Regions from separate parts of the Homo sapiens genome. Here region 1 is linked to region 2. The links are chromatin loops, found by intact Hi-C in ENCODE. Cell type or tissue: dorsolateral prefrontal cortex. All regions are shown on one strand. Region 1 overlaps SYT4 (synaptotagmin 4). Region 2 overlaps PIK3C3 (phosphatidylinositol 3-kinase catalytic subunit type 3).

Region 1 (2,500 bases), 1.2 Mb after region 2:
ATTACAATGGCATAACTGGGCTGGAGAGCTGATATCAAGATAACAGTGCCCTTAGAGATCATGGCATGCCAATGACATGTGGTTACCAGGAAAATAAGTCAAAACAACAGAAAAATATGGATAAAACTTGGCATTTCTCTTGTCAACAGAATTGAAAATAAGGAAGAATATGGAAAATAAGAGAAAAAAGTTCTAAATTAGAGAATAAGGGAAAAAATTAATGATAGGAAAAGAAGTAACACAAAAGGAAAGAAAATAGAATGTTCTATGGACCCATTCTGATTACTATTAACTTACTCCAGAGAATAGGATAGAAGGAAAAAAATATATTAGACAACATGTAGCTTTACTGACTTGTATGACTTTGGGTGAGTCTATTTCCCTGACTTTTGGCTGTGTTTTCCATCGAATGAGGATTTAGAGTCCACAATGGCAATATTCTTTTTAGTTTTAACTTTTATGAATTTCTTTAGTCACAGGCTGGATTTGCTTTCTGTTTCCTAGTGTTGAGCTTCTCTGTGTCATTGTTAGTATGTAGATTTTAAGTTCATGCTACTTTATCACAATTACTTTTGCCTTTTTCTGGTGGCACCATATGAGTTAATTTTAGCTTCACAATCTAATCTTTTAAGACCATGTTTTCAACTCCCATCATTAAATAATAATAATATTATTAGATGATATCTGAAGAAGTATGTATTTCTAGTTCTCACAAGGCCCCTCAGGATGAGTAGCATTATGTCCAGTTTGTACAGTTTAAGAAACATACCCAATCATATTTTGCTAGTGAATGGAAGGGTTAGGATTTGAACTCAGGTAATTTTAAACTGTAGCTTATTTTGTTTCTCATTGTGCTATACAACATAAAATTGGCGTTTTGTTTCATTTTTTGTAAAGCTAGTCATAAAACTAAAAGCTAACTTTTATAGCAGATACATAAGGTATTAGAGAAAAGATAGAAGAGTAAGAGTAGGTGGGCTCATTTGCAGTCAAATACATTCCAATCATACAGTGAATCTGAATATTTCAGAAGCATTCTTACCTGAAAGTCCGGACACATCAGATTTAGGCAGATGTCGAGCTTTTAAGACAACCACAGTTAGAGTGTTTGTGGTGGACTGATAGCAGAGAGAGATCAGTAACTCACCCCGTCCTGAAGACTTCTGCAGAAAGAGAAATGTGATATAAGTATTTCTATCTTTTTAACTTTGAAGTGTGTACTTTCATTAAAGTTTAAATAACATCGTCATTTAAATATAATCTTACTTATTTTTATTTTAATATTCTAAGGAATTGAAGAGTAACTAAAAGCTTTTGAGCAGTACCATCGCTGCTTGAAAAACCACTGCCTGCCATCTTGTGGTCTTGTTTGGTACTACAGGAAGTTAAAATTGGCAATAAATTGGCCACACCCATTACTTAGAAATGTTTAAAGGATATTTAAATTATATCCTACACAGGATTATTTTTGGCTTTTGGTTTTTAATAACATCTCTACTTTTCAAAGTTATTAATAGTAATAAAGCTTATCTAATTCTTTGCATGAGTATGTGTTGGGTCAAATGACTACACATACTCATGCAAAAAATTAGATAAGTTTGATTTGATTTCAAATTCTTTAGCACCGACATATTGAAATTTGAACTCAGACCCAGTGAGAATTATTCTGATCCCAACTACATTCCTGGCCCAGAGGGATAATGGAGTTAAAATTCTCTGCCTCTTTCACAACAGCAAGTTTCCATTTAAGCCAAGGAATGAATTGATCTTAAGCATTGGAGAGCATTGTTTTTGGACAGTGTCATAGCGTCCTTCTTTGCGTGCTACTTAGATTTCATTTGTACTTTAAAGACAATAGATAAGATATACAATAATTCAAAGTAAAAGTTTTGACTGAAAGTAACAATATATTAACTTGGTGTTTGTTTGCAACTGAGAGTGATGGCTGACACAAAACTAAAACTGCAATATATTTATACAAAAACTAATATGGGACAGCTGTATAAGTAGGCACTCTAAGGAGAATAAGAGTAGAAGAAAGATCCTTATTCCCACTGTATCACTTAACCAGCCGGGTGTCTCAAACAAGCTGTGGAATGTATCTGAACCTTGACCGTCATTAATTTCAATAGGAGAGGAGACAGTCAAAATGAGCTCTCAGGTTTTCAGCTCTGAAACACTATGTTGTTTAAAAAACACAAATTAGTATGTCTATTGATTTTTATAAATCATTGTATTATAGAGAGAAGTTATTCTGATATACCACTGTTGAAATCGAGTTTCAAATTTAAAGTGAAAATGGGGTTAAATTTGTTTCATTGATGTCTTACTATTTTCTAATAAACCCAGAACTACCAGAGTAGTGTAACTACAAAAATAGCGGGACTCATTTCCTACTATACAATTTAGAGATGAGCATTTATAATTGAAAATGACGTGATGCCTCTTCCTTGAAAGGCAATTCCATGGAAAGTCAATACAATTTCCAAATCTTCAGGAA
Region 2 (2,500 bases):
TACCCTAAAACTTAAAGTATAATAATAATAATAAAATAAAAAATAAAATAAATAAAAAAGAATTTGCCAGTGGAAAAAAAGGTAGTATTACATCTGTAATTTTATATTCACAAGTTCTACTTGATTCTTTTTTTGGAAATTGATAAACAATCAGACAGTGTAAAAAACCTTTTTCTGTTATACTTTGAAAAGTGCCCTTGTGTGTATTTGTGTGTGTGCGTATGTGTGTTTTGATGGGGGTATTTAAGAGTGAAACTGGAAGGAAGAATCTGCGTAATACACTTTTTTGGCCCAGGTCTCAGTTACTTGTTTAATGGAAATTGAATTAAATTTCAGAAACAGAAGCTTTAAGCTTTTGTTAACAGTTTTCCACTAGAGGGTGCTCCAGATTTGCTTTTTCAAAACCAAGATTTTACCCTAAAACGTGCATAAGTAAGATGCACATTTTTTTCCTATTAAAACAGCAGTTCATTTTTTCTTAACTGCTCTGTAATTATTTCATCCAGTTACATTATGCAGTTAGCATTTTATATCTTTCTTACTGGATACATGTTTTCAAGTTTTTAGTTTTGGTTTGGATGAAATTAGATTCTATAAGGAGAGACTGAGTATGTCAAGACAAATAGAAGTATAATGCATTCTTCAAGTTCTAACAATTTATAATAATTTTAAAAAGTTTGTGTCTCTAGTCATTTTTACTGAGAGTTTGTATTTCAAAGTGGTTTTAAGTTACATTTCATATATGTTATAAATAGACTTTGTATAGTTCAAAGTGAATTTTGAATGTGGTTCAGTGCAGGAAATATATTCCAATGTTTTTAGTTTAAAAAATGCCTCGACTGTCATGAAGACTTGTCCATTGTATATTTTGAGTTTATTATGCCTTCAAATTGAAAACTTTGGGTTCTCTTACATAACTGTCCAATCTTTCAATGGCTGATGGAGCATTTTTTAATAATCAAGTAACATTTTTCTTATTCTGCAAAATACAATACCTTTGTTTTCTGTACTCCTTTGCCAGCCCAAGCAGGTTTAGAGTCTAAGATTCTGCTTTAGATTAAAGTGGTTTTGAATTTCAATCAGACTTCCACTGTTTCATCTGTGTCCAGTTCTTTGATATGGGGGATGGAGCAGAAGAAGGAGCCACGCAGATTTCATTTCACTGATATTTTTTGGGGACTTAAACCAGACAAACTATTCTACCCTGTAAATATAGATGAAATAGAAAATGATCCAGCTAAGAACTCTGGGCATGTGAAAGAAAATGATTCGCTGCATATAGAGAATGTCAAAATCTATACAAGAGTAATGTTCTCAAATGCAAAATATTAGTCTCAATTATGGATTTCCCAGACCTTTTTTTGGCCCATGCTTTGTTTTTGAATACTTCTAGCTTGGTTGAAGTTTACTCAGCTTGCACAGCAGAGGGCGCTGTGTATCCACCATAAATGTAAAAGTGTAGCGATTGTATTGTCAGTGTATTGTCATGTGATTAATTATAACGCTGTTTTCTTGAAACAAGTTTGGGGTGAATGATATTTTACTTATTAGTGCATTACTATTGAATTCTTTTTTCATTATTACTATAGAATTCTTTGGACAAGAAATTACAAAGCTAGGCTGTGGTGTGGAGTTGAAAAATAATAGATTTTTTCCCAAGAATCATTGTCCTTAGGAGAAGCTTTAAAAAGCTTACTTAGGGCGATCAGTTGTGACAGGATTCAAATGAAACATGGTTTGAGTTTATCCCAGCTCTTTGGAGAAAGGTTAATTTTTTTGTTTTTATTTTTGGGAGTTTGAGGAAAGAGGGGAAGGCAGTATAACTGAAAAATATGTTCACTGCTTATGGTATACTTTTTAATGCAATCAGTATTTGAAATTCATTTGTAAATAACTGAAAAATGTTCACAAAAGTAAAGAGGGAACTGGTATCTGTACTAAATGGAAAGTTCATTGTGAGTCCTAAGGATGGCCCTCCTGATCTTGAGTTGCCATTTGTGAGAGAGGTAGTAGCTTTTCTGTCTGCCTTGCCACTTTAGAGTAATACACTTTGAAACTTTTCTCAGAAAGCTCAACATAAAGAAAAATGGTTATTCTTATTTTTATCTTAATTGGACATTTTCTTTCAATATAGCTCCTGTAATACAGGGTTCTCTAGAGGGACAGAACTAATGGTATATATATATATATATATATATATATATATATATATATATATATATATATATATATATATATATAAAGGGGAATTTATTAAGTATTAACTCATACATTCACAAGGTCCCATTATAGGCTGTCTGCAGGCTGAGGAGCAAGGAGAGCCAGTCTGAGTTCCAAAACTGAAGAACTTGGAGTCGGATGTTCGAGGGTAGGAAACATTCAGCACGAGAGAAAGATGTAGGCTGGGAGGCTGGGCAAGTCTCTCTTTTCACATTTTTCTGTCTGCTTTTATCCTAGCTGCCCTGGCAGCTGATTAGTTTGTGCCCATCTAGATTAAAGG

Evidence for each region. Peaks named below come from ENCODE experiments on the same cell type or tissue, not always from the same donor. Only the 100,000 strongest peaks of a DNase experiment are listed, where the experiment ranks them.
Region 1: a loop joins it to region 2, with 6 times the contacts of the local background. A loop is called at or near these places in 20 of 110 quality-filtered maps.

Annotation. Positions count from the first base shown.
Region 1 is chr18:43,270,670-43,273,169 of GRCh38, forward strand. SYT4 (synaptotagmin 4) reads right to left here. Exons shown (of 4, transcript NM_020783.4): 3 at 1,043-1,163. Among named protein-coding and RNA genes, the nearest start is that of SYT4, 5.6 kb to the right of the region's middle. In dorsolateral prefrontal cortex, CTCF peaks have their summits at 1,354 (motif pointing left) and 1,556; no DNase peak of the experiment used is centred here; H3K4me3 peaks cover 514 bases.
Region 2 is chr18:42,051,952-42,054,451 of GRCh38, forward strand. The region is part of intron 21 of PIK3C3 (phosphatidylinositol 3-kinase catalytic subunit type 3); the gene reads left to right. Among named protein-coding and RNA genes, the nearest start is that of PIK3C3, 98 kb to the left of the region's middle. In dorsolateral prefrontal cortex, CTCF peaks have their summits at 349 (motif pointing right), 548, 1,428 (motif pointing right) and 1,639; a DNase peak (open chromatin) is centred at 1,420; H3K4me3 peaks cover 361 bases; H3K27ac peaks cover 499 bases.